Linked DNA regions of Homo sapiens: region 2 is linked to region 1. A link is a loop called in an ENCODE intact Hi-C map of the cell type or tissue named here. Cell type or tissue: ascending aorta. All regions are shown on one strand. Links, peaks and the distances in the headings refer to the core of each region. The heading gives the core; the rest is flanking DNA. Region 1 overlaps BBOX1-AS1 (BBOX1 antisense RNA 1). Region 2 has its middle 32 kb from the start of SLC5A12.

What was found. Hi-C counts contacts between places; a loop is a spot of excess contacts. Peaks named below come from ENCODE experiments on the same cell type or tissue, not always from the same donor. Only the 100,000 strongest peaks of a DNase experiment are listed, where the experiment ranks them.
Region 2: it touches region 1 in a loop (9-fold over the local background); 90 of 110 quality-filtered maps call a loop at or near these places.

The regions. Positions count from the first base shown.
Region 1 is chr11:27,151,315-27,166,715 of GRCh38, reverse strand. The region is part of intron 2 of BBOX1-AS1 (BBOX1 antisense RNA 1); the gene reads left to right. Among named protein-coding and RNA genes, the nearest start is that of BBOX1-AS1, 60 kb to the left of the region's middle. In ascending aorta, for the core only: a CTCF peak has its summit at 7,732 (motif pointing right); a DNase peak (open chromatin) is centred at 7,775; H3K27ac peaks cover 336 bases.
Region 2 is chr11:26,746,725-26,762,125 of GRCh38, reverse strand. No RefSeq gene overlaps it. Among named protein-coding and RNA genes, the nearest start is that of SLC5A12, 32 kb to the right of the region's middle. In ascending aorta, for the core only: a CTCF peak has its summit at 8,065 (motif pointing left); a DNase peak (open chromatin) is centred at 8,055.

The DNA.
Region 1 (15,401 bases), core at 6,315-8,814:
GGATCTTGGGATAGAAAAAGATCACTAGTAGATCAACTGGTGCAATTTAGTACAACCTATAGTTTAGTTAGTAGTAAATGTACCATGTTAATTTCTTAGCTGTCATGATGTTTTAAGGAGTCTAAGGTGTTAACATCAGGGAAACCTGGGTGATGAGTATACAGGAATTCTACTTTTTTTATAATTCTTATGTTGGTCTAAAATTAGTTCACAATAAAAAGTTAAAAAAAATGGAAGTGTCTGATCACCCTGACGTCTCTGTGTTGAAAGAAAGCCAAAATTAGCCTTAAAGAGAGAAGAGAGAAAGGCCACATGGAGGAGCAGTGAGGTGCCACACATGTGAGTATAACCCTTCTGGATCAGCCAGCCTGATTTGGCTGTCTGGATATAGTCAGTGAGTGACTCCAATCTATGCCACGTGGGGCAGAAGAGCTTCTCAGCTGAGCTTTCCCTGAATTCCTGACCCAGAATCATGAGGAATTGTGCCATGGTTGTCTTAAGCCACCAAGTTTCAGGGTGATTGTAATGCAGCAGTAGGTTCCTGGAACATCTATAGAAGAGGCAGCAGCTCAGATAATCCTGCAGAGTTTCTCCTGGGTTGGAGAGAAACAGGGGAGTCCTGTTAGAAAACAGGACTGATCCCATGATTGAGAAGTCGGTAGCTTTTTCTGCGATGTTATTGGAAGGGTCATCAGGTATTTGCTTACCAAACAACATTTTCACTTATCTATCTCAAACCTGAAATTCCATCCTTTAGGTAATCTATTAATTTAAGGCAAGCACCATAGAGGGTATCTAGTGTAATAGTAACATTGGGAGATCCACCACAAAAGAAAAATCTTTGTTTAATGTTTGAGAAAGAATTGGACAGTTCACTTCTTAAAGATTATCTATAAACTTTAGCAGATGAAAGACTTGAGAAATCCTGCAGTGAAAAAAAAATCTAAAGAACTTTATTTACCTAGCATTTATTCCCCAAATTTATTACCATGGAATCTTTTTTACGTTTTTTTTTTATTTTTGAGACACGTCTTATTCTGTTTCCCAGGAGGGAGTGCAGTGGTGCAATCTCAGCTCTCTGCAGCCTTGACCTCCCAGCCTCAGGCGATCCTCCCACCTCAGCCTCCTAAATAGTTGGGATCACAGGTGCGCACCACCATGCCGGGCTGATTTTTATTTTTTGTAGAGCTGAGGTCTCCCTATGCTGCCCAGGCTGGTCTCGAACTCCTGGGCTCAAGTGATTCTCCCACCTTGGCCTCCCAAAGTGCTGGGATTACAGGAGTGAGCCACTGTGCCCGGCCACCACAGAATCTTAAGTGTGTGTATACAAACATGTTTCCATGGAAGATACTTTAGAAAATGCCATATGAAAGCATCTTGAGCTACAAGGGGCTTCAAGTAACAAAAGTGAATCCTCTTAGGAGAGCTAAAAGTGAAGCTGAATATCAAGATTAATAAGAAGGTCTCCCACATTAGAAGATAGTTTGGACTTGCTAGCCTCTATATATTCTTTACCACTTAAAAAGTCTGTCAGTCAATAGAAGGGTATATTAGCCAAGATTCTTAGTGGTGAATAACAGAATCCACTCTAGAACAGGGGTTTATGACAGTACATTACTTAGTTTATTTAATTTATTTATTTTTAATTTTATTATTATTATTTATTTGAGATGGAGTCTCACCCCATCACCCAGGCTGGAGTGCAGTGATGCAATCTTGGCTCACTGCAGCCTCTGCCTCCCGGGTTTAAGCAATTCTTGTGCCTCAGCCTCCCGAGTACCTGGGATTACAGGTGTGTGCCACATCACCTGGCTAATTTTTGTATTTTTAGTAGAGACAGGTTTCACCATGTTGGCCAGACTGGTCTCAAATTCTTGGCCTCAAGTGATCCACCCTCCTTGGCCTCCCAAAGTGCTGGGATTACAGAAGTGAGCCACAGCGCCAGCAGTTTATTCAGTTTAAATGAGGGCCAGGGAACCTGTTTTAATACCACAATATAGAACAACACAGGAAGGAGAAACCCTCAACTGCATTATGAAATCCCACCACCAATGATGTCCACCTGTTATTACCTGTGATGCCGGGACCTTAATCATAGCTACGCAGAAGAAGCCCAGAAGATCTCACAGACTATAAGTCACATGAGTATCCAGCAGCAAAGGCCTGTGGGAAAAGTAGTTTCCCGCCTTTTCTGGGAGCGATTGTATAGGAACACACATTAGAAGGGCTTTTTAATATTTGTTGGGTAATCTAATTTGCAGCATTGGCCACAGAGTACTACATTTACCCATTCTTCATTTGACACATGCAAACATGAGATTGGTTTCATACCATGATTGTCATTCCCCACCACCCCCTCTTCTATGTAGGCCTTAAAAGTAATTGTTATTTTATTTATTTATTTATTTTGAGACAGGGTCTTGCTCTGTCACCAGGCTGGAGTACAGTGGTGCAATCTCGGCTCACTGCAACCTCTGCCTCCCGGGCTCAAGCGATTCTCTTGCCTCAGCCGCCTGAGTAGCTGGGACTACAGGCACACACCACCATACTCTGCTAATTTTTGTATTTTTAGTAGAGACAGGGTTTCACCATGTTGGGCAGGATGGTCTCGATCTCTTGACCTCGTGATCCACCCGCCTCGGCCTCCCAAAGTGCTGGGATTACAGGCGTGAACCACTGTGCCTGACCAAAAGTAATTATTAAAACACTAAACATAGCAATAATAAAATCCTGAACTGTGACAATAATAACCATCACCATAAAACCCAGTACTAAAATAATACATGCAATATATTATAAATATTAAGCCAAGGGTTATAATAAAATTCAAAACTATGGTAATAAAAATTAATGCTAATAAAATTCATTACTAAAGTGAAATTCATTATTGTAATGGCAATACAACTTAATACTCTAATTAGACTGAATAACATAGTATGAACCTTAGTATTTGAATTTAGTTTCTTTCCTCTTCATGGTTAAGAACTTAGGTTCTGGAATCAGAGTTCCTGGCTCTATCCTGACTTTCTAAGGGACATTAGATTAGTTAGGTAAGCAATTTAGTTCTCAGTTTCACATTGTAGACTGGAGATAATAGTTGTGTCTTCCTCATAGCGCTGCTGCAAGAATTAAATAAGAAAATACTTATTAAGAAAAGTATCTTGCATATTGTAAGTATCTGTCTTAGTCCATTTTGGGCTACCATCACAGAATACCTGACACTGGATAATTTGTAAAGAACAGAAATTTATCTCTTATAGTTCTGGAGGTTGGGAAGTCCAAGATCAAGGCACCAGTAGGTTCATTCTCAGGTTCTAAGATGGTGCCTTGTTGCTGCATCCTCTGGAGAAGAGGAACCTTGTGTCCTCACATGGCAGAAGAACAGAAGAGAGAGGATCCACTTCTGCAACGTTTTTATAGTGGCATTAATCCATTAATGAGAGAGAAGCTCTCATGACCTAAACATCTTCCAAAAAGCCTCACCTCTCAACAGTATTGCATTGAAGATTCAGTTTCCAACACATGAATTTTGGGGGACTCACTTAGATTATAGCATCACTCAATAAATGTTAGCTTATGGCTGGCATTCTCTGCTTCTGTGAGACAGGAAGCCTGCCTCTGTAATCCAGCCTTCTGTGACACCCTAGTATACCCCTATTGAGTCATTTCCCACTGTCATACCTACCTGTACTAAGAGGGATATGCCATTCATTTCTATTTTTAGATTTATCCCTACTTAACAAACATGGAGTTTGGGACCTGCATTCTGTCAGCATCATGAGGACCTTTCTGGATCTCCATCTGTAGGGCCTAGCCTTTCTTTGAGCTTAGGGGTCTGCCTATCCCTTTAACTATCCAAGACATGGGCTTTGGAGCCAGTCAAGTTGGACACAAATACTATCTTCATCATTGATTAGCTGATCTTAGGCAAATTATTTTACCTCTCTAAACCTTGGGTTCACATGTAAAATGGAGTTCATGACACTTTTCTCAAACTGTTGCTATGAAAAGCAATGAAGTGATGCTAGATGGCGTCTGGCGCAGTTCTTAGCACGTAGCAGGTGTTTGCAAAGAATATTCCACTCCCTCCCTTGTCCCCTCCCCTGTCTGCTCTCTGCTCTGTTTTTACAATGCCATTATCCTTTTTTCTAATAATGTTCCTGTGGTGGAAGAGGGTGGAGGCTGAACATTGAGTTTGTTCTGACCTCAAAAAACCCCTAGATGTTGTGATTTTTGTTCTAGGTCAAGGAAAATAAATCAGCTTGTTCCCGTGTGTGTGTGTTTTTTTCCCCTAGAAGTGAGACTCAGCTAAAGTTCTGGGAACAGAGAGTTCAGGTTAGCTGTGTTCTGCTTGAGAGGTTTTTCTGTGTCTCTCCATTGAGCAGGTTAGTCCTGGGTGTCTTGCTTGGGCAGATACTTTACTTTTTATTCAATAGGTTAATAGCTACATTTTCTTCAGGGCCTTGAAAGAGTTTGTATAGCTTCTGAGACTCTACATTGAATCAGTATGATCATATAATCTTAATATAATTATTAGCACAGTGTTGGAATTTAGTATTTTGGTTATAGGGCAGAGAGCTCAAGAGGTCACATTGTGGTGTCAGGTAGACCTAGGTTTAAATTATAGGCTGTGTACATTGAGAAAATTATACCAGAGCTTCTTGGTGTGCCTTGAAACAATTCACTAGTATAGTCAACTGTTGGATGGCTAGATAGGGCCTGAGGTGGCCAGTGCCCCCACAGATGGTTTCTTATGCCTGCCAGGACCTACAAAGTGCTGTACAAATGTTATTCTTTTCGATTTGTGCCTTGACATGACAAGCCTTGTGTTTCTCATCTGTAAAATGATTATAACAATAGTATTTACCTTAAAATAATTAATATATCCAAAGTGTTTAGAATAGGACCTACCACATAGTAATATATGTAAGTAATTATTGTTATCAGCTATAATTGTTTTCCAAATATTATCTATAAAAGGGAGATGGATAAATATTTATTTATACTTTGGATAATAACCTAATACTACATTATTTTGTTCTTCAAATTATTTTAGCTTTGGCCATCAGGTGCTTTTCCAGGTTGACTCGTGTATACTTTTATCATCCTTTTGCTTTTTGAATACCTCCTTACTTTCTAGCATTGAAAGATGCTCCAGGCTCACTTTGTATTTTCTGTGCCCCAGCTCTGGAATCAGCCATTTCTCCAAGGATCCCTGGTTCCTTTTATTGAAAAATAGTATTAGACATCAAGATCTGGGTACTAGGTGAGCCACTAGATTTTGATCCAAATACTTTTGTATTATGTTGGTGTCTGTGAAATGACACATTGAGATGAGCTGGTCAGGGAGGCACTGCAGGGCAGGGTATAGAATAGTTATATCAAGCCAGAGTCACGGAATGAGAGTGTTTACTGGAACTTGAGTATACCCAGAAGGGAATGTTGCTGAGGAGAGTCTGTGGAAGAAATCAGTCTGTGGAAGAAATCAAGGATGTTTTTATAGGCAGTGTGAGTCACAATGATTCTGCAGTGGTGATTACATTCTAATGATCCCTGACTTCTTTAGAATTGTTTCGATGCTTTCTTTTCATTCCAATTATCTATTGCTGTGTAACAAATTACTCCAGAACTTACTGGCTTAATACAACAATTGTTTTATCATCTCTCTTGGTTTCTGTGGGTTAGTGATTTGGGGAAAGGCTCTGCTGGATGGTTCTGGAGTCTTTAATGAAGTTTCAGTGAGCTGGTGGCTACAGCTGTAACAGTAGAGATATGGAGCAGCTGGGGACAGCTAGATCTCTCACTTATATCTCTTCTTCAGATAGTCTCAGGGCTTCTCCATGTCGTCTCCTCATGTAAACTAGCTTGCTTCCTCACAGCATGGCAGCCTCAGAGCAGTTGGAGTGCTCACATGGGAACCAAAGACCCCAGTGCAGGTGTTCCATGGGACCCTCACCCTTTCTGACCTCACTTTAGAATTTACTTTCACTGCAATCTATTTGTTACAAGTGAGTTACAGACTGCTCAGATTCAAGGGGAGGGGATACAGACCCATCTCTCGATGGGCAGAATGCCAAAGTTGCATTTTAACAAGAGTCTCTGGGATGAGAGTCATTGTTCTGAGCATCTTTGGGGGAAAAAATCCTCCACACATTCACATATGCTCCCAAGATTTCTAGCATTTGAAAATATGGCATACATTCATAAAAGCTGAAAGGTGCTGCCCTAAATTGGAAGGGTCTTTATCTGGTGTCTTTCTGTACATTTCTTCCTTTATTTCTCACTGTCATGACTTCTTAGAATTTCTTTCTTACCCACTATCACTCATCTACTTTCCCATGTCATGTTTTCTGATTCTGTCTTGAGGGACATAAAGATTTTCTTTAAGTGGGCTGTTTGCTCTTAGTGTGGCTGAAAGACGACATGTCTAATAAAACACATAAACGGAGAGAGATGACACAAATGAGTAACGGAAAACAGAAGGAAAAATGAACAACGATGGGGAAAACAGAGTCAGTGGCACTGAAAAATATGTGAGAGCACACACAGAAGGGACTGAAAAATGTTTAAGAGTGAAAATAAGGAAATATTAAACAAAAGAAAAAACTGCACCAGTGCTAAGAATTGTCACAGGCCTATTTTCTACAAAATAGTAAAACTGGGAATCAGGGATGTCCTTAAATCATAAAAATTGTGTAAAAAATTAAATGTAAGTGAGAGAAGAGGGTCCATATTGCTTATCAGACCTGCCAAGGGGTATGTGGCTAAAGCAGCTTTAAGATCCAGTGATAAGGTCAGGTGCGCTGGCTCACGCCTGTAATCCCAGCACTTTGGGAGGCCGAGGGGGGTGGTCACCTGAGGTCAGGAGTTTGAGACCAGCCTGGCCAACATGGTGAAATCCCGTCTCTACTAAAAGTACAGAAAATTAGCCGGGTGTGGTGGCATGTGCCTGTAATCCCAGCTATTCAGGAGGCTGAGGCAGGAGAATCACTTGAACTGAGGAGGCGAAGGTTGCAATGAGGCGAGATCATGCCATTGCACTCCAGCCTGGGAAATAAGAGTGAAACTTCGTTTCCAAAAAAAAAAAAAAAAACAAATCCAGTGATAAAATGTCAGAAGCTCACATGGAGAAGGACTTGTTCAAAGTTACAGATAGGAGCAGGAGAGCTCTGAAAATCTGACGTCACTGATTCAGTGACTATGTATGTCCCAGCTGAGATTCAGCTTGTTTTGGCCCCATTCTGCTTCCTGGTGAGACATGCTGTTCCTCCCTTGCAAGTTTGTTCATCTGCTTTTATCTCACTGTCCAGTTAACATTCATCCATTCTCCTGTTGTTCTTACTAATACTTATGATATGTCCACACCTTTACCAATTGCTATTGTCTATTCTACAGCTGAGCTCTTTCTTAGCACACTCTACACACACACAGAGACACAGACACACATAGACACACACAGTTTTGTTTCTTTGGTTGTTAGAAATCACAGTTTTCTTCTATGTGCAAAGAGATACACTGGGTATGAAAACTCCATGAATGGAGAGGGCATGACAAAATCTAGACGTTAAGAATGCTGCACTTCTTAGCAAGCAATGAAAGGACAGAATTCATGAGTTCAGGAGGGAAATTTTCCTCTGCCATGCTACATGAGGGAGCTCTAATTTTCTATTTTCATAAAGTTTGTGAAAAGAAGTAGTGTGTATTTAATAAAGGCTGCGGGTTAATTTCCAGGGCAAACCACTAGATGGAGGCCCTGCCTAAAGAACACACTTGAAGAATGAGTCACTCCGATCTGCAAGTTTCCTCTTCCAAACGTGAATTGGAAGGCCGGGAGCAGTGGCTCAGGCCTGTAATCCCAGCACTTTGGGAAGTCATAGGTGGGCAGATCATGAGGTCAGGAGATCGAAACCATCCTGGCTAACATGGTGAAACCCTATCTCTACTAAAACAAAACAAAACAAAAAACAGCAACAACAAAAAACCCAACCAAACAAAAAAACGTGAATTGGGGGCACCAGCTGAAATCCTAATTTATCCAAAAGGCTCTGTAATCTTGTCTTGTTGTAGAACACGCCTCCTTTCTAACCGCTTTGTCAATTCTCCACTTTCTTACTCATGAATTGCCCCAAAATTGGGTCATGCAATGCCCCATGGTTCCGTACACTTATACAACTAACTATAGGAATGTTTTTTACTCTTTAAAGACTTTTCCCTTCTGAATGCCAGAATGCCAACTTTGTCTTTATTCTCCATTTCATGAGCTTTAAGTGCTACCTGACCTGTGAAGAGTTTGTTGTTTCTTGAAAGGAAACCTTGACAACACAGGTAATCTCCCCAGTATGGGATTTAGAGTCTACATAGTAAATAAACAGAGACAAATCTGAAGGTAGCTAACCTCTTTTTCTGGGGGTGGAGTTAAGTTTTTCTGACTGATACAGATTACTCCATAGCTAAGGCACTTGGGACAGGCCTTATTTTTTATTGTGAGTATTATTAGAAGCAAGTGTACGTTTACTCTGCCAATAAAACTCCATTGGTTTAAACGTATTATAGCTGCATCTCATAAGCTATACACTCACAAATATTTAACATTTTCATCAAATAAATCTTCACACTTGAGATATACAAGTCAATCAACAATTCACAGAGCTTACTTTCTTTTATTTTGTGTATAAGAAAGCAAGAATGGAGATGGGCCTAGCTTCCCAACCTACATCTTTCTCTCGTGCTGGATGCTTCCAGGAATACTTGAACATCAGACTCCAAGTTCTTCAGTTTTAAGATTCGGACTGGCTCTTCTTGCTCCTCCAGCTTGCAGACAGCCTATTGTTGGAACTTGTGATCATGGCTTGGGAGCCAAGATGGCCGAATAGGAACAGCTCCAGTCTACAGCTCCCAGCATGAGCAATGCAGAAGACGGGTGATTTCTGCATTTCCAACTGAGCTTTGAAGAGAGTAGTGGTTCCCCCAGCACGCAGCTTGAGAGATGGGCAGACTGCCTCCTCAAGTGGGTCCCTGACCCCCGAGTAGCCTAACTGGGAGGCACCCCCCAGTAGGGGTGGAATGACACCTCATACGGCCGGGTACTCCTCTGAGACAAAACTTCCAGAGGAATGATCAGGCAGCAGCATTTGCGGTTCACCAATATCCGCTGTTCTGCAGCTACCGCTGCTGATACCCAGGAAAACAGGGTCTGAAGTGGACCTCCAGTAAACTCCAACAGACCTGCAGCTGAGGGTCCTGACTGTTAGAAGGAAAACTAACAAACAGAAAGGACATCCACACCAAAACCCCATCTGTACGTCACCATCATCAAAGACCAAAGGTAGATCAAACCACAAAGATGGGGAAAAAACAGAGCAGAAAAACCAGAAACTCTAAAAATCAGAGGGCCTCTCCTCCTCCAAAGGAACGCATCTCCTCACCAGCAATGGAACAAAGCTGGATTGAGAATGACTTTGATGAGTTGAAAGAGGAAGGCTTCAGAAGATCAAACTACTCCGAGCTAAAGGAGGAAGTTCGAACCAATGGCAAAGAAGTTAAAAACTTTGAAAAAAAATTAGATGAATGGATAACTAGAATAACCAATGCAGAGAAGTCCTTAAAGGACCTGATGGAGCTGAAAACCATGGCACAAGAACTATGTGACGAATGCACAAGCCTCAGTAACCAATGCGATCAACTGGAAGAAAGGGTATCAGCGATGGAAGACGAAATGAATGAAATGAAGTGTGAAGAGAAGTTTAGAGAAAAAAGAATAAAAAGAAATGAACAAAGCCTCCAAGAAATATGGCACTATGTGAAGAGACCAAATCTACGTCTGATTGGTGTACCTGAAAGTGACGGGGAGAATGGAACCAAGTTGGAAAACACTCTGCAGGATATTATCCAGGAGAACTTCCCCAATCTAGCAAGGCAGGCCAACATTCAAATTCAGGAAATACAGAGAATGCCACAAAGATACTCCTCAAGAAGAGCAACTCCAAGACACATAATTGTCAGATTCACCAAAGTTGAAATGAAGGAAAAAATGTTAAGGGTAGCCAGAGAGAAAGGTCAGGTTACCCACAAAGGGAAGCCCATCAGACTAACAGCTGATTTCTTGGCAGAAACTCTACAAGCCAGAAGAGAGTGGGGCCCAATATTCAACATTCTTAAAGAAAAGAATTTTCAACCCAGAATTTCATATCCAGCCAAACTAAGCTTCATAAGTGAAGGAGAAATAAAATACTTTACAGACAAGCAAATGCTGAGAGATTTTGTCACCACCAGGCCTGCCCTAAAAGAGCTCCTGAAGGAAGCGCTAAACATGGAAAGGAACAACCGGTACCAGCCACTGCAAAAACATGCACAATTGTAAAGACCATCGATGTTAGGAAGAAACTGCATCAACTAACAAGCAAAATAACCAGCTAACATCATAATGACAGGATCAAATTCACACATAACAATACTAACCTTAAATGTAAATGGGCTAAATGCTCCAATTAAAAGACACAGACTGACAAATTGGATAAAGAGTCAAGATCCATCAGCATGCTGTATTCAGGAGACCCATCTCATGTGCAGAGACACAAATAGGCTCAAAATAAAGGGATGGAGGAAGATCTACCAGCAAATGGAAAACAAAAAAAGGTAGGGGTTGCAATCCTAGTCTCTGATAAAACAGACTTTAAAACAACAAAGATCAAAAGAGACAAGGCCATTACATAATGGTAAAGGGATCAATTCAACAAGAAGAGCTTGGGCGATGGAGTGAGAGACTCAATCTCTAAATATTAGTAAGTAAATAAAATAAAATAAAAATAGTTAAACAACTATTTTACTTTTTAAATTGATCTGTTTTCTAGGTCAATATAGTGAAGTTTTTATTACCTTGTAATAAAAGCACAATTTGTTGGTCAGCAAATATATTTAACAATATTAAGAAATATTAAGAAGTAGGTCTTAATAAGACCCACTTCTCCCAAGAAGCCTTCCTTATTAGGCTTAGAAGAGCTCTTTACTGACTTTGAGCTCCCTGGGCCACACATGGGGGAAGTACTTAAGCTTTTATCTTATACTCCCCTTTATTCTAACCCCTACTAACATCTTAGCTTACCACAGGGAGATTTAAGCCCCTGGTGCTCAGAGAGACTCCGAATTGTACTTGCTATAGGTCCCCGATCCACAGACTACTAATAATACTTACTAATGTCTAGAAATTACCAAGAGAACAAATTGGTGGTTTTCTGAAGAAGAAAACATTCTACTTCTCTTGCTTGGGTTATGGGCTATTCCTGCAGATTATCTCTTTATGCTTTCCAGTTATGTAATTTAAATAATCAGAAAAGATATAATAAAAATTAATTAGTTAGAAAAATTTAAAAATGCTAAAGCAACTAAAATTAGTATAAAAACAGGATAAAACAAGTAAAATGGAATCTTGATAAAGCCCTAAGAAGAATGGAGGTAAGAAAGCAGTATAAATAATCATAAGGAGGCAAAATAAACTAAGAACAATGAAAATAGAGTAAAAGGCCAGGCGTGGTGGCTCACACCTGTAATCCCAGCACTTTGGGAGGCTGAGGTGGGAAGATTGCTTGAGCCCAGGAGTTCGAGACCAGCCTGGGCAATGAGGCAAAACCCCATCTCTGCAAAAAATTTAAAAAATTAGCTCTGTGTGGAGGCATGCACGTGTAGTTCCAGCTACTTGGAAGGCTGAGGTGGGAGGATCACTTGATCCCAGGAGGTTGAGAATTCATGCCACTGCACTCCAGCCTGAGTGCCAGAGCAAGACCGTGTCTAAAAAAAAAAAAAAAAAAAAAAAAAATACAGTAGAAAAGTTAACACAAAAAGAATAAAAGAGTCAAAGAATAAATCTAGCTAAAATGATACAAAAGTGGGTACAGGTTTAGGTTTATAAAAATCAAATCAGTTAAAGAGAATGTGTACTGAGCAATATTAGGAATTCTATGTTTTAGCCCATCACATGAAAACAATTTTGGCCTAACTGGCTAAACCAGGCCTTGCAGAACTCTATGGAAAGAACTCTAGGGCAGAGGACCCTCAGTGCTCTGAGGTAAAAAATGGAAAGCAGCTTAAACCCATTAAGAAAAACTGTTTTTTAGGCCTATTTAGGTCACAGGTCATGGTGCAGTAGATGATTCCTTAGAATAATTATCTAGTCCAATCTTCTTCCTATAGATCTGTGAAATAAGGCCTACATTGATGAAAAAGGTGCAATTTCAGTGATGGGAGTAGAGAGAGGTGGAGCCACAGGAAAGTGTTCTTGGCAGCACATGCTGATTGGGAGACCTACACATTTAAAGTTTTATCAGCACCTTCTTGAGTAATCCTTTTTTTTTTTTTTTGTACTCAAAGTTTGGAATTGACACAGGTGTGTTTGATGTGTCCTAGGTGGGCATTTACCTCCCTGGGAACTTACTCCCTAGGCTGTCTGGGTATATCCAGTTGCTCAACGGAGAAGTACCTGAGAACAGTGATTTCTCACAAAGACACATGCAGCTCTGCTGGCCTGGGGTGAATTAAGGTTGAGGCATAGGTGGAAAGTGGGGGAGGGTAGTCTTGTAGAGCCTTGCCTGGATTTGATGGGGCAGCTGGAGAAGGCCCATGAAGGGGGAAAAAGGAACAGAGTGGGCAACAATCCTGGCTGCCCCAGCTTCACTCAGCCTCCCAGGTGGTGCCTGGGGATCTCTGCAAGGCTGCCTCTGGGAAGAGAGCTGCAAACACAAAGCTTGTGCAGGTAGGTCAAGGCATCTACCGTAAGACTCAAAAGGCTTGCAGGCCTCTTCAATTGTGACAGTTTTGGGGCAAGGGACTGTGTTAGTTTTCTATTAGCTGCAGTAACCACTTATCGCAGATTTATTATCCTGTAGTTCTGGAGGTCAAATATCTGAAATGCGTCTTACAAGGGCTAAAATCAAGATATCAGCCGGGTGCATTCCTTCTGGAGATTCTAGGGGAGAATATATTTCTTGCCTTTTTTAGCTTCTAGAGACCACTTACATTCCTTGGCTCATGACTTCCTTCTCCACCTTCAAGTCCAGCCATACAGCATCTTCAAATCTCCCCCCTGACCCCATCCCCTCTTACCTTTGCTTCTCTTTGACTCTCCTGTATCACTCTAATAAGGACCTTTGTGATTATATTGGGCCTGTTTGGATTATACGGGATACTGTCCCCATGTGAAAATCCTTAACTTTATTGTAGCTGCAAAGTCCTTTCGGCCATGTAAGACAACACATTCACAGATTCAGGGGATAAGGATGTGGATATCCTTGAGGGACATTACTCAGCTTACCACAAGAGCTGTTCATTCCCTGTTACTTCAGCAGATTTGTCCTTGTAGGAGAGCCCACACTGAAGAAGTTCTTCAGCTCCTGGTAGGAGCTGGAGGCAGGCACTGGCTTGTGGTTTCATTAAAAATAATGAGTGATTGAGCCAGCTGCTTTAGGACTAGCTTGTAACTCCACTTCCTCTTGGAAGTTTCAGCAGCTTAAGCCCCTAACTGCTTAGGCAGGAAAGAGCTGAGGGTTGGCCAAAAATGTTACAGTACTAGACATGAGCAAATTCATTGAGCAAATTTATACTCAGTACTTGGTGGGTAGTGAATATTGTGCAGGACAGTAGAGACTCATTGGTGAATAAGATTGGTTGCTTTCAGATATTAATTTTATTTATGTGCTATCTCCCCTTTTGTAGTAGAATCTAAGCTACATTAGAGAACATATTTTGTCTTAATCACTACTAAGTCCTGATGGCTGCTTTTCACGGATTTTGATGGTAAATTCTCAGTAAATTTTTGCTGGTTTAGTAAAAGATATGATCTCTGACCTCAGTGAGCTTATAATTTAATACATTGGACTAGAAGTTGGCTAATTACGGCCCTTGGGCCAAATCTGCCCCACTGCTTGTTTTTGCAAATAAAGTTTTATTGGAACTCTGATGTGCCCATTCATTTACATATTGTCTTTGGCTGTTTTGTCGTATAATGGTAGAGTTGAGTGGCTGTGCCAGACTGTATTGGTCACAATTTGGGGTTAAATATTTACTGTCTGGCCCTTTACAGAAAAAGTTTACTATCACCTGGGCTGACAATGGTAGCCAAAAATGGCAACAAAAAATGGTAGCTACATTGAGCATAATAAGATCCACGATAGGATGCCTTAGGAGCTCATGAGACAGACAACACTTTCATTATTCTTGGAGCTTCCCATGCTCCTAAGTTCACACATTTAGAGAGACCCTTTAGCGCATCAATCATCTGACCACAGTGGTTGTCATGGAGAGCCCATTGTTCCAGCCTTCATATCCTTTTGGTTCCTGCAGGTTTGTGGCTTTGTAGTCACCTATGAGACTCTTTGTTGAAGTGGGAACTCTAGTGTCTAGGATCTAGATTCTCTGGGTGGACCATTCCGCCTTTTATTCTGAGGCTTCTCTACCTTTCTACTGCACTGTTCGAGGTGTAGCGTTTAGATTCCTACTGTGCATACATTTTTCTATTTCACCCCCAATGCCCTACAATTGTTTCCTATGACCTCATCAGTTCTGTCTCCTCATCTTCCAGGTGATCTAATGTAATCTAAGTACTGTCTACTCTTCAAAAGATGTAGACATTTATAAAAGACCCCAGTTTCTAATTTTCTCCCATCAGAATCTCTAGGGCAAAGAACTGCAAGTCTTGGTTACCAGTTTGGAAGCAGCATTAGATGGTAAAGGAGATAACAAACAAAAATGGTATTTTAGGAAATTATCTCTCCTGCTTTGCATTGAATTATATCCTGAAGGCAACACATTTTAAATAAGAGAGTGGTTTTAAGGAAGAGAGTGGCAAGATCAACTCCCAGGATAACATTTAATATTTAGCAGGTGGTATGTATTTTAACCACACAGACTTAAACAATTGTGTGGCAATATGGGTACTTACTGGCTATGGATCAGTAGGATTTGCATTTTGGAAGTTGATCTGGCTGTCAAGGGCAGAATGGATGGGAGGCATTCCCATAAGATTAGAGGGAGGCTAGGGAGGAGGGTATTATACTAGTCTAGGGAAGAGATAGTAGGATCTCTACTTGGAAAATGACTGTGGGAATGGAGTAGGGTACGCAGAATCTAGTACCATTGTATATATGAAACCAAAGGGATTTGGTGAGTGGATATCTAGAGTGGGGAACTGGAAGAAGTGTGGATTGCTCATAGGTTACTGACTTCAGCAATGGGATGGATAGTGGAACTCTTAGGAGACAGGATGAAGAAGTAAGTGTCGAGTATGTTAGGAAGATGTAAAATTAACTTTGGTTGGGGGATTGGACCTTCTGCTTTACCTCTGGAATCTTCCCTTTCATTGCTTAGTGATATGGTTTGGATATGTGTCCCCACTCAAATCTCATGTTCAATTG
Region 2 (15,401 bases), core at 6,626-9,125, 400 kb after region 1:
CCAGATCTTTCCAGAAGCTAACGTGCTGCTCCCAACCCCGCTCAATACCCACATGTAAGTGAAGGGAGTATGACCAGGACCGAGCAGATATTAAACAATATTTTTTTTTCTTCCTGGGTACATATTACATCTATGTTTCCTAGCTTCATTTGGAGTTAGTTTGAGAGTCTATAAGCAGATTCTGACCAATGCAAATGAGAGGAAGTAATGAATGCCAATTTCAGGCCTGACTATAATACCCTGACTGATTGCCTGTGTTATTCCTTTCCTTTCCATGACAGATGTGGAGGTTATACATTAAAGATGATGATATCACAAGATGGAAGGAGCCTGAATCCCTGAGTGATAAATTGGAGGAGAGTTGCACAGGGGAGCTCCCTAGGAAAGCTATCCATCAGGCTGGGAGTGATACATAAGCCTTTATCCTGTTAAGCCACAGAGGTTTGAGGTAATTGTTACTACATCATAATCTATGACTAAAACAGAAAGCCCCTTTGAGGATTACAACTCTCCAAGAATATATTCACACCCTTAGTCATTAATTCCAAGGCATAATCTTTTTAGTAGACCAGCTTAGTTAGTCATGAGCTATGTAAAAGTCAGTTCTCTTCTCCAGCCATTTAAGAGTCGACGCCAATAATCCAGATGTCTGTTAGTCTCTTAGCTAGTTCTACTTTGCAGCCTTCGGCATGCTTTCCAGTTGTCACACCTCAGCTGGGAACGTCTCAACCCATTAAAGGGAGTCTAATAAAATTACACCTCAAAAAGCTAGTATTTGATGTTTCTATTTCTTTCTTCCCAGGGGGCTCATTGATTGCTATGCAAATTTACCTAAGACATCCCCAGAGATGAACTCTATATATCAAGGAGTTTCGTGGGGGCTGCCTAGGTTAGTAATTGAGAAACTATTAAATCCTTCCTCTAGAATAGGGGTGAGCAGACTTTAGTCTTTGGTAAATTCTGGTCAGTGCCCTGCTTCTTTACAGCCTGTAAGCTAAGAATGGTATTACCATTTTTTAAAAGTTTATAAGTTTGTAAATCAACAAGAAGAAAATGGAGGAGGAGGAGGAAGAGCAGCAGCAACAAAGACCTCGTGTGGCCCCCAAAGACTTAAACCTTTACTTCCTGGCTTTACGGTAAAAATTTGCTGGCCTCTCTTTAGAGCAGTGGGTGACAGCAAACCTTAAATTGGCATAATTATAAGGACTCAGTTAAGTGATACTTCCTAGAAAAAGAAAATTTACTCCAAGGTGATTTTTGGTGCCCATTCTTAGAAATAGACATACATGGAATTACTTTTTAAGCTTACCCTCACTTAAGTATCTTGCTAAAATTTAGCAGTGTCTGTATGAATGTGAATAATTTTGGAAAGTTATATGCCAAAATATCAAAAGCATCCCTTTTTGCATATAAATTATTCATGTCATTTAAAATATATATTTTTTGCCATCTGTGGTTTTCTAATTTTTCACTCGTAAATATATATTACTTGTATTATTTTTCAAAATATTCTCAAAAAAGAACTGTGTATAGTTGTGGGTGAAATGAGAAACAGGAACTTTAACACATGAAATGTATGTAGAGGTTAAGTCTTAAGAACAATAATTTAATGAACCAGGGGAATTTCTCCTGGAGATAAGAAAATTCAAAGGAGCTGTGATCACATCTCTGAAATATCAGAAACAGCCGTCAGGGAAAAAGTAATTTAACTTATTCTATGTGATAAGAAGGAGTAGGAATAGAACAAATTGGGCAGTTCGTAGGGAGACCAATTTCTGTTTATTATAAGAAAGCTCTTTCCAAAAGTCAGAGCAGGCCAATATATGTGATTGTCATGAAAGGTATTGAGAAGTACACTGGATAAATATTTGACAGGGAAGTTGTAAAAGAGATTTGATCATACACAACAGGACTAGAGAGGGGTCTTTGAATCTATTTCTAATCCTGTGTACAAGCACACAACCCTGATTCTCTGAAAATATTGCTGATCTCAATAACACATCCTGTATCTACTCAGGTCACATGCAGTCTGCACATCGACCTAATGCCCAGTCATTACTCATCTTTTTCTAGTCACTAATATATAACATTTCTGGAACCAAATTCATAGGGGAAGAATTAAACAATCTGATTGTATTCTATCTTTGCACTGACAAGAAATCTTCAGTAGAAACCTGGTACCTGACATGCCTCAGGTCCTACCCAGATAGCAGGAAGAAAGAGAGGGCAGGCAGACAGTAAAGGAGTAGGAAAGAAATTAGAGGAAGGGCACAGGTGGGGTTGTGATACAACCAGGGCTCTTTTCCCAGAACTAAGACAAAATTACCAGGTGACTATATTTTCCCTCCAGGAAAATCAACCCTGTCTTGCTTCTTTCCATTGTTTCTGGGCTTTGTGTGGATTTTTTTTTTTTTTGTCTTTCTGATTTTTTTATTATTTTAAAAATATTTTTATTGTCATGGTTATTTAAAAGTGATCTAAAGAAAAGAGTAATGTGTCCAGATGGCAATGTTAAAGCAACCTGGAGAAATTAGCAAGCAAGTTGTGTGATCAAAGACAGCTGCTTTTTTTGGTATAATTAAACACTTTTAGGGGGAAAAAAACTACATACAAGAGCAGAGCTAAAGGTGCAGCCATTGGCCTTCTACCTAAAAGTCAGAAGCCAGAACAGCATGTAATCAGCCTCACAGACCAGGGACACAAGAAACCACTGCAGCAAATCTTAAGATTGTTTTTTTTTTCCTTGCCCCAAAAGCTGCTTAAGATTAAATTATAGGATGTTGATGATACTTATATGTCCTTGGAAGTCACTTCCCATCTCTGTGCCTCATTTTCATTTGGAATAAGATTAGAACTACTGTTCCTAACCCAAAGTCCCCGGGATCATTAAGGATTTAGGAATATACGATAATAACAAGAATTATTAAATTGTTTTTAATTATCTCTAAAAGCTTAATGGAAAACATAAGCCATAAAAGTAATCAAACTATTGAGTGTCTGCTTTTGTTTAAAATTTATCAATGCATTTAGATCATATTGGTTTATAAAGGTGATGAATAGTGCTAACTGGCTACTAATCATTTAACTTATACTTTATAAGTCTATTTATTTATTGAACTTTATAGGACTTGCTGGGATATAAATGGTGAACAATGTTGGTAACCAAACATGGTCACCCTGGTCATGACCTGTGTGAAGCTCTCTATTAAGTGAAAAAATAAATGAAGAGTCTGGGCTGATAAAAAGATAGAGAACTCCAGAGTAGGTAATTTCTAATTGTCCCTCAAGTCCTTATGTTCTTCAGTTTTAGGTTTTTAATTTCTGACGCCTAAATTTTCCATGATCATATTTCATATTGTTCATTCAAAATTAGCTTCTTGGGATAAACTTGGTAAATCTAAATCCACTCTCCTGCAAAGGAGAAAATGGGTGACATTTATCATTACAGAAGCAGTAAAATTGACAACCAGCCTTCTTTGACTATATCATAGGTACCATTTAAAGGATAAAACAGCTTTTGAAAATGTAAACACCAATCCTTTACTTTGCCAAGGTTTTCCCTCTTTAGGAGGGCCAGGGCTGATGTTCTTAAGCACACAACTATTTCCTTATGAGTGTTTCCATAAAGCTCTTTTTAAAATAGAAACATTTACTTTGGATCTTCCTTGTGAGCAATGACAAGAATGGAGTTGACAACTACACAGAGAATCTCAGTGCCCACCTTTTCAAACTCTAGATGTTTAAGTGGCCAAAGTGTAGTCTCTTTCTTTCTGTAATGTACTATTTCAAGTCTTTCACATCTGCCATTGGTGTTATTTTAATAATTGGTTTTTTTGGCTTTCAATCTTACCATCTGACTATAGCAGTAAGATAACTCATTCTAAGGCATAGTTCTAAAAATACTTCCACTTAAAATCCTTCAAGGGCTTTTCACGGAATACAGAAAGAAATGAAATCTTCTTAGCCTGGGATTCAGGGCACTGTATGTTCTGGTCTGGGAATTATTTTTAGACTTTCTCCCCATTACAATCTCCTCTGTCTTTAATTCTAGCAATAATTCTGTACTTATTTTCCTCCATTGTGTCATGTACTTTTCATGCCTCCAAGCCTTTGTTCATGGTGTTCCCACCAGCAAGATTTTTCTTTATTTTCATTTTGAATTTTTTTTTCATTAAACCTTTGGGGACCAGCTGAAATATTTCTTCAAGAAACATAAGATCCTCTCAGCTCTTCTGCCTCTGTACTTCATTGGTACTTTGAACATATTATATTTGACATTACATTGCATTATATAGACTTGCCTGTTACATTTATGAATGGCTAGAGATCAAGAAATAAGTTTTTAATCTTTAATTTCTCCCAGGACTTAACAGAATCTCCAAAATAACTTAGTTGCCCCCCAAAGTAGTCAACTGACAAATTATTTTCTGAAAATTATCCTAGAGAAATAAAGTACCTACATACAAAGAGATGTCCTCCTGTTACTTAAGAACTAAAAAGTAAGACTTGTTTAATTTTTTAATGTTTGAGATAAGCCTCCACAATCTTCATTAAAAGCTTCCCTCAGCTACTTTGGTGTTACCAAGTTACCAAATGTCATGACCAGTACTCTGGTTGCTTTATTGTATTTTATGCTACCAGATTAAGAGCCTGCTCTCTGATGGCTGCTACTCGAAAATCACCCTTACAGCAGATACTTTTCAAGGGTCCTGAACACAAAGATTCTTCCTGATTTCTGAAAAGAACATGTTACCAATCAAGAAAAAACAAATTTTATTTACTTCAAAGTAGGGAATATCCTCTGCAGGAATGAAGGATGAGGAACCTGAGGTTTTGAGTAGATCTGACCAGAGCTGCTCAGAGGTATCAGGCACAGAAGAGGATCCTGAGGCAAAGGTAGAGTGGCCAGTTACTAAGACACAGGAAAGAAAACAAGCCAGAAGATTAAAGAAAGAGTAGAGCTCAATAGGTACGCAGACTTGGTGTCAAAGGTAGAATAACATGGAATCAACCGGAGTGTCCATCAACAGATGAATGGATTTCAATAATGTGGCATATATATACAATGGAATACTATTCACCCCTAAACAAGAAGGAAATCCTATCATCTGCAACAACATGAATAAACCTGGCAGACATTATGTTAAGTGAAATAAGCCAGGCACAAAAAGACAAATGCCACACCATCTCACTCATATATGGAATCTAAAAAAAGTCAAACTCATGGAAGCAGAGAGTAGAATGGTGGTTATCAGAGGCTGAGGCTGTGGGGTTGAGGAGAGGTTGGTCAAATTATACAACATTTCAGGTAGAGAGAAGAATGTGTTCAAAAGATCTGTTGTACATTATTGTGACTATAGTTCATAATAATCTATTGTGTACTTGAAAGTTGCTGAGATTTTAAATGTTCTCATCACAAAAAATAGTAAGTGTGTAAGGTAATGTATATGCTAATTACCTCGATTTAACCATTCTACAATGTATATGTATATCAAAACATCATGTTGTATATCATAAATATATAGAATTTTTATTTGTCAACTTAAAAAAGGCAGGGTAAAGATTTCACTTCATAAGAGATTATTGTTTTTCCATTGTTATTAAAAATATATGAATTTCTATTCCAGAATTTAGCATAAAGTATAAGTGAGCAGAGATGTTTCTAAACAAGGGAAAACTCAATATTTAGCTAACTTACACAGCCTTACTATGATAAAATATATGATTTTATTAAGCTCTAAGAAATATTCATAATGGCTTGTAGAAATTTTGCAAGCTCCCTGGAGCCAAGATTTAATATTTGAGGGCATCATTACAGTGGATCTATCCCAATTCAATCACATTTATTTTTGGAACACCTTTATTTCAGGAAGAATATTTCCTCTAGCTTTACTTTCTCATCCTACTGCTTTACTCTCAGCAAAGAGGGTCTTCACTGTAAAATTCAGAGAATTTAAAAATCCCTCTGAAGCCACTCATTTTAATTGTTCAAGTCTGCCAATCTACCCTCTTCCTTCATGAAACCTAAGGCTGCCATCTGCAACTATTTGAAGAGAAAGAGGTCTAGATCCAAGCCTTACAAAGAATTTTCTTCAAGGGAGGCTTAAAATGCGTCCTGTGACATGAGAGTCGCATGACACCAGCTGAGAATAAGGCCTTTTGAGGCTGCTGGAGAAAGCGATCAATGGAGTGAGACCAGAGAGGCTGTTCTTGTCAGCCACGATTTACACACTTTGAGGAATCATCCCCCTTCCCTCTGTTCATGAGTGATTTGTGCTCAGTGAGCTGACATTTTCTCTTTTTATTCATTTATTTTTATTAAAAATCAATACATGCCCTACTATAAAAATTCTAAGTAAAAAATATTGCATAGAAAGCAAAATTATTCTTTTACCATGCCCTTATGTCCCCAATTTTATAGTCAGTCCCAAGTCACTATGTATCCTTGCACATATTATTGTCTACATGTGCTAAAAAGAGTAAGCTCATGCATTTTTATTATCTATATAATATTTCATCACCTTAAACATCTATATAATATTTCATCACCTTAAATATGATATAATTGTATTTCATGGACATCATTTCATATAAATCATCACGTCCAGGCAGTGTGTTCTTTTCACAAGCTTATGAAGTGAACTAGAAATAGGAAAATGTTTTTGTCTTTTTTTTTCCTGGAGATTTGATCCTCTGCTTAATTCCAAATAATCAGTTTGCATTCCTCTGTTCTGTAGCTGCAACTAGAGAACAATTTTAATATTAATATTTGCTGTTTACATTTCTTTACCGTGCCCTTCAGTGAAAATTTACCATCCTTTCAGATAAAGAACAACTGTAGAGCGGTTGTCAGCCGCTCAGTATTTCAAAGTAGAAAGATAAAGGTTGATCATCAGAAACCTGTAACACAAATCAAAAGCAAGTCTTTGCTGGATGGTTTACTGCAGATCATTTCTGTTTTCTTCTTTTCCTCTATCTTTACCCCTTTCTATCTTTCATGTGTCCTTTACTTCTCCTCTGTTTTGACCTCAACTTTCCTGGGTGGTTCTCCGTTGCCTGTCTGCATTTCTCTTCTTTGCTCATGTTTTTCATTTCTATCCTGTCTTACTCTCCTGCTTAACTAATGATTTTATAAAATTATAGTCTTTTTAAAAACATTTTTATGGTAAAGGCCCAGTTGAACATACTGTGACATAATTACAGAGCACCATATAACCATTAAAATTTATAGCATGGAAATATATTTTTAATATAGAAAAATGTATATGATACATTGTCAATTTTTAAAATCTGCAAAACAGTATATATAGCAAAATCCTGTTTTGGAGATAATTCTGTTTATAGAGACATGGGATTTTTAGATAACAGTTTATGGAGTTTATATTTGGGTGGTGATGACGTTATATTATTTTCATTATTTCTTTTCACTTTTTATGTTTAAATTTTTTCTTATTTAGTATACGTGTAAAATAAAATGTTTTTTAAAAAGTAACTTAAACACATTTGCTGCGTTTATTGAATGAAGTCATTTTGTCTTTTCTAAAATTTCATTAAGAAAAATTATGAAGTTAAAAGTGCATAACAAAGGAAAAAATTAAAATTAGGATTTTAAGTAAATAAAAGATAAAGTGATTTTTCAACCACTTAAAAGCCTAAGAAACAAGTACGAGACAATTTTTCTTGCAGGGGTAATCAGGGACTTTGAGTTGAGGCGGCTGCCACCACCAGAAAGAGACATATTCTGCTTATTTTCCAGGTTCATACTGTCCCGCTTGGCCTGAGGTCTACCAGTCCCAACACAGTCAGTCCAGATGCAATTTAGGGGCAGAGCCCTATAAACACATTTGTGATTTCAGCATCTTTCTGAATACAAAACAAAATAAATAAAATAAAAAACAAACTTAAAAAAGAAAATCCATTTCTTTTTACCTGTCTGTGGCCTTTGACTGAATTCCTACTTCTAATCCTTTCCTCTACTCTGAAGTCCTGGGCCCTAAAAATAAACAAAATCCAGCAGGTCTAGGGGTAACCACAGGAGTTAAACATGAAGAGGCTGCCATCTGGTGGTCTCTTAGACCGTGCTTTCATTGTCAGTTTTATTATGCAACACAGCTGGGTCATATTAGACTTGTTTCAAACTGTAGTCCATAGATTATACATACAAATCCTATTCATGCATTCGAGAAGAATTGGGTTCTTATACGGTCATTTTTTATGACTTTTTATGAAGAAAGGGTCATTTGAATTAGGGTGTGTGGCCCATTTCTGGCAGCTTTGCCATTAACATGACTCTGAATGACTTACTGTCTTCAGTCTTTGGAGACTCTTAGAAATTCACAGTGCATCTTACTGTGTGTGTTTGCTGCACACTGACGACGTTTTCCAGACCCCGGTAGAGGCAGCCACACAGAAGGTCTCTGTGTATTAAGCCAACAGAGACTATATTATAAAGATGTCTTAGAATTTCATCATGTGCAAAAAATTGTGTCTGGAGGCTTTATTCAAACACACACAATATTCATCTATTCATTTGCTTTTCCAATATTTGAGGAAAAGGCATGGTGGGCTTCAAATTGCCTTGTGTCATTTTATCTGATGGCAGATGGCTCCTTGGTCAAATAATCAATATCAAAATTACTAAAACATTGAAATTACTGGAAAAAAACATCAAATCTCTTCCAACATAGGCTCCTCAGACATACTATATGACCAACTGTCAACCAGTTCCTGAAGGCTGCAGTTTTTGGAAACAAAAAATTCAAAGAAGTGAGTTTCTCTAACTTTCAATGCATCTGTAGCTGACTCCTCCTCTCCTCCTTCAAATTCAATTCTGAGAATTTGTGTTCTTATTGACTTATCATACTCAGACATCATACTAAGTTCTCCCTCTAAATATCCCCTGATATCTTGCCTCTTCAGTCATCTTTCTTTTATTTTGATTATTTTCTTCAGCAACTTCCTCCTAGTATACAAAGTACTAAAAACTCCATTATCCCTAAAATACAACAAAAGCAAAAAATATGACAAAACTAGTTTTGCTTCGTCCGATATTTTTCTTAAGCCACCATTCCTCCCAGTTTTTCTTCTTTCCCTTAGAAGCCTCTCAAGGGTCTAATTTACATTTCTGCCTTTCTGTGACTTTGAGGATGTGACTTAGACATGGAACTCAATTGGATACGTAAATTAAGATGTCCTCAATAGTGACACAGTATCTTAAGTAATCAGAATAAAAAGGCCATCCAGAAAATAAATATAGTTTGACAACAAAAGAGGGCCAGGGGCTAGAGGTTAAGAAACGCCTACCTGTAAGAGGCAGACAAAGAAAGCAGTGTCAGCATAGCAGCCCAGGTGGAACTTTGGAACATAGCCCTGTAAATACACTTGTGTTTTTGGCATCTTACTAAGGACAAAAGAAAAGAAAAGAAATAAAAATAAAATAGAAAGTAGTTGATGAAGAGGGGCTGAATGATGAAAGAACAAAGTGGATACAGCCAAGTACCAACAACGGTAGTAGAAGCACCAGTGTAAGTAGCAACAATAATAAATGCATTGATGGTTCTGTATATTGATCACACATTTTATACTAACCCTCTTTTAGGTGTTTGTACTCTTTTTCATTTAATTCTCACAGCAATCATCAAGATAAGTGTGATTTTTTTTTTTTTTGGTAGAGTTGAGGAGTCTGAAGCTCAGAGCACTTGTATTATTACTTTTAATGGCAAAAACCGCAATTAACTTTGAACTAGCCCAATATTTCCCAGTTTTACCAAACTAAGATGACAAAAGCTAGACTAGAATTCAGTCCCCTTTTCAACATTTCACACATCCCAAAAGATACAATATGTACACATACACACATATATATGTGTGTGTGGGTGTTATATGTGTGTGTGTGTGTGTATATGTATATAATATATATAATTGCAATATAATAAAATAAGCATAAATAAAATACATACTATGTAAATAAAGTAAATATATGTATAATGTTACATGTGTATAAATACATACGTAAATATAAACTATCTCCTTTTCCTTTGTCCCTCTCTTGACAAATGCCAAAGAAGACTCAGGCTAAAGCTTTATTCTCTCTTCCTGTCTCATTTTCTGTTGATTCCATTTTATTTCTATTTTGTGTTGATTTGCAGTTGTACTACTCTGAGAATAGTTCTTCATCTTCATTTGTGTTAAAAATCAAGTTTCCGAAAAATTACAAACCCTTTAGACAATCTTTTACCTCCCCTGATTCAACAGCCTGCCTCTAGAGCTGGGGTTCTTAGAAAGCATTCTACACATACGCTGCTTTTTTTCAAACTTTAATTTTACAGAAAAAAAAGGAGTGTATCAGTTTTCTATTGCTGCTGTAAGAACTTCAAGAAACTTAGTGGCTTAGATAATAAATTTATTATCTCACAATTCTCTAGGTCAAAAGTCTGAAATTGGTCCCACTAAGCTAAAATCAGCATGTCGCAGGTCACATTCCTTCTAGAGGCTCCAGGGAAGAATCTATTTCCTTGCCTTTTCCAACTTCTAGAGCCAATCTGTATTCCTTGGCTAGTGGGCCCTTTCTCCATCTTCAAAGCCACTGATGTCAGGCTAAGTCCTTCCCATGTCACCATCTCTCCTTTTCTCCCTGTTCTGCGTACCTCTTCTGCTTTTATAAGGACTCCAGTGATTCCATAAAGCCCTCTGGGATAATCTAGGATAATTTGCCTATCTCCAGTTTAATTTACCATCTTAATTCCATCAGCAATCTTAATTACTCTTTGCCATGCACCTTAACATATTCACATAGAATGTGGACATTTTTAGGGGGCTACTATTTTGGCTACCACAATGATGAGTTAAACAAGGCTCACAAGAATTAGTACAATGAAACTTATATTGTCTTTAATTATGACATCATGACATTTCTCTCAATATATCTATATTTATTGCTACACATAGATGAATACCATAATAATTATTTATGAAATTTTAAACAAATGACAGGCATTATGACCCTTCATACTTCAGAAAGTAGCTTCTAAGAACAAGGATATTCATTTATAATCGCAATGCAACTAGCAAGTTTAGGAAATTATCAATGATACAATACTATCATCTAATATACATATTTCAATAGTTCTTCCCAAACTATCCTTCACAGAAAAAAAAAATCCCACCCAGGATCAGTCATTGCATTTTGTTTTCATTCTTCTTCAATCTCCTTTCTCTGCTATGAAACTGACATTTTTGAAGAGTATAGGACAGTTTCTACAGGAAGTCCCTCAATGTGGGATTTTCTGATTTTTTTTTCCTCATGATGAGATTCAGGTGATGCATTTTTGGCAGAAATACCACATGAATGATGCTGTGTCATTTTAGTGCACTCCATCATGGGGCATGCATCTGGTATCAGGTTGGCCTGTAACGAATTGGTAATGTTAGCTTTGATTACTTGACTAGTGGTGTTTACCAAGTTTTTACACTGTATAGTTGTCATTTTTTTATTCATAAGTAATTAATAATCTGTGGTGAGACATTCTGAGACCAGAGAAATATTCTAATCCTGAGTCCATCAAAATTTCACCCATTGCTTTTAGCATACACTGTTGATTCTTGCCTCAGTTATTAGTAATAGCAATGGAAAAACGGGAATTAAAAAACCCAAATTCATTCTTTTTGACAGTGTTTATGGAAATACTTCCTCATGACCATATTGAATTATAGTTTATGGTAACTGAGCAAAGCCCATGAATATCTTCATCTCTCTAGAGTGTTGGGGACTCTGATTGTATTACAAATTTGATTCAGTATTATCTTGAAATGCTTGAGTGGAAGTCAGGCCATTAGAGTTTCTGGAGTTTCTTAGGTCTTTCATTTTACTAATTCTAAAACATATGGCCTCTGGCTGAGTACTTGATAATTGTTTGGAGTGATTGAGGCTCAATAAGTTTCTACTAATTTTATAATATCTCTCAATGCTGGGCTTACTAACATGGCAGACCCAAGAGATGATGCAATATCATGCCTGTCATTAAGAAACACATAATCTAGTTAGAGAAAATGATAAAAAAAAAAAAAAACAAGTATAGTTAGGAACAGTCTCTGAGATTCAGAACCTTTGTGAAAGAACTGTAGATTAATTGAGTCTTTAAAATTGAATAGGATTTTAATTGGAGGAGAAAACTAGGCTGGTGTTCAAGGTAATAGAAACTGCATAAACTACATGTGGAAGCAGAAAAGAAGACAGCACTGCTGGAGAAAAATTAGGGCAACTACTGAAGAGGAAGATTCATGTTGAAAATTAAAGAGAGGAATTATTTGTAGAAGTAAGATGATGCTAGCTACTGAAAGTTGTTGAAGTTTTAGACGAGATGTTTCACCTTAAAATGACAGATAGAGGTTCTTGAGCAAGATGAAAATGGTATTTTAAGAAAATTACACTGTATAGGTGTGCAGGATGGATTAGAATGGATGGGCACCTGCGGTAGAGAGATTGGTTAACAGGCACTGCAAAATGCTTTGTAAATTAGAATGCATGATGCAAAGGCTTATGAATGTGAGAGAAAGAACCATAATGAATGCCCTTGGGATGCAGAAGGTGGGGTGAGTTTAAGAGATTTCAGAGTAAGAGTCAAAGTAAGTTAGAAGGATATCTCAGCCTAACAGCTGAGGTTCACATCCAGTCTACTTCTGGCTCCTGGCAGACAGTAAGCACACACCATAACTTGGTTGTGTCTATTTTTAAAAAGGATGAAATTTGTATATGGGATAATTACTCAGGATTTCAGGATCTTCACATTGACTGTCCATGTATTATATTCCACCTTGTTCTAGAAAGAATTTCAGAAGGCTTATTAAGTGATTTGTGCAGCACAATAAAATATTGTAAATTAGCCTAGGTTAAATGTGGGCAAAGAAATAAAGAAAAACTGTAAAGGAGTGGATCTGAGACAGAAACATTTAAAAAGTCTAATTCTTCAAACTACAATAAGCAACACATTTAATATGGGTGTGAGCCAGAAATTTTGGTCTAAACTTTCTGGCAGTAATGTCAAAAGTGAACAACCTGACTATTAAGCCACAGCATCATGCAACAAAACCAGATGGATTACTAGATAAACTTTTAAGTAATCTTGGATTACTTAATTGAGAGGATAACGTCTTAATTGCATGTGTTTCAGGTGAAAATTATTTTTCTCTGCAACAAAATTCTCTCTCTCTTTCTTGACACCCTCCACCCCCACCCCATTAGACACAGATGCACACACAGAAAGAAATACCAAAGCTAATAGTAACTGAAGAATAGCTAATGTCCACATTTTCCCATATCAGGTAGTTTTGATGGATAATTTAACATTCCTTCCTCTGCCAAAAATAATTCCAGACAATATTCCCTTGATATACAAATATACAATTGATTATTTTGCACTTATTTTAGTGATGGGCTTGATAAAATTAAGAATTTATAGATAGGGTGATTAGGAGAAGAGAAGTGAGACAGAACAAAAATGAAATTTTCTTTTAGATTTTTACTATGATATAAAAACTTGTGAGCCAGTGTTTGACCTTGATTGTAATAAAGCTACATCATGAAGCTTAACTGAATCTGTTATAAGAAGTTACCTAAATTTGTCATGCAGATAATATTGTGTATCTAAGGAAATATTAGAAAACTCATGCAAGTCAAATGTGTAGGAAATCAAGTGCTGATGGAAATAACATTTAGAAATAAGAACACAATGTCATTTACAGTAAAGTATAATGAGCTGCTAAATTAGGTACTGTGGTCTCAAAAGAGCAAAGTATTTTTGAACAAACCCAAGCCAAAGTAAGTTCTCCAAATGAGAAAGGCTCATTAAAGTAAGATGTTTGGGCTCCATATTTCTGTCATAATGATAATCAGGTACTCCATAATAAGGCGTTGGTGGATTACTGCTTTTATAGGCAAAGCCACTACAAAGTCTTGGCATGTTTCATTTTTGTTACATCCCAGCCATCAATCACAACCGACTCTATACAGCTTCTAAAATAGAAAGAACATTTCATTTAGCAAGGGAGAATTTTATGGGGCTTATTAAATAATACCCTTGTGAGCAAACAGAGATAAAGAAATTACCTTAATTACAGTTTGAAATTTGAATGGAGAAACAAACACACATATTGGACAACATAAAAACACATTCGTTATATGACAATTGGAAGAAAGCTTGTGTCCAAGAAAATAATAAGTCCTAATGAAAAGGTCATGAGCTTTGGAATTATATAAATCTGGATTTGTGTTAAGTGTATGATCTTGGGAAAGTAGAACAACTTTCTCGGTCTCAATTTTCTCACCTGTAAAATAAGAAGAGCAATACCTATTTTTCAGAGTGGATAGAAAAAATAAGGAGATACACTGATTAACATACCTTGCACATGGCCAAGGCATATAGAAGAGTCAATACATAATGACAACTTTTTGATTTAAGGTATTTTTTGACATTCTGCATAAAGGTATAGTCCTTATTTTTAGAAATACAGAGTCTAATAGAAAGATGTGCAACACGCAGCGATACATTTTTGACTGAAGCTCTAGAGTCTGAGATGAAGATAAAGGGTGAATGAATTTAAATAGTTGTAACAATAACAATAACAGATACTATACGTTGAGTACTTATTATGTACCCAGTCACAATGCTAAAAGCTTTAATACACTATTTAATTTTATTCTGTGAATATCTTGTTTTACATGGAGAACCTCAGAAAAGCTAAAATATTAGATAAGTAGAAAGTGAATTCCATTCCTCAGAGGGAAATTATATAAGGTAACTTAAGAAGCTTTCAACTTCAAGTAACAAAAGGTAAATTCAAATTCTGTAGTTTATTGATTCACATAATTGAAATGTCCAAAACTAGGGTAGGTCTAGTTGATATTTGGCCCTGCAATTTATTATCTTAAGAACCAGTTATCATTTAGTTCCTGCTCTGTCTTCCAAAGATTTGCTGATTGAACAATTTAAATTGTGTGCTTATCCATTATCAATTATATGGGCTTAAGAAACATGAAGTGCCAACTCCTTTAAAGCAGACTTAATGTATGCCCTTGTGAACTAGTCAGTATAGCCAGAAAGTAGGATGAAATTATGCTTATTGGTGAGGGCCTACAAGGCCTTCTTCTCGCTCAGGAGATGTGGATATCAATCCTATTCAAACTCTAGGACTGTGAAAAGTGGAGTTCTTTTGGGAAGGGAAAGGAAGAGTAGAAGAGAAAGAACAATATTCACTCAACAGAGTAACCATGAAAGAGGATTAAAGGTGAAATTCTGGGAAGGCACCATGCTTAGAAAACAGACTAAAAAGTGACCTTGCAAGAGAATGAGTGTTTGAACATGTAAGAGGAAAACAAGGATATTACTCTCATTTGATCATAAAAC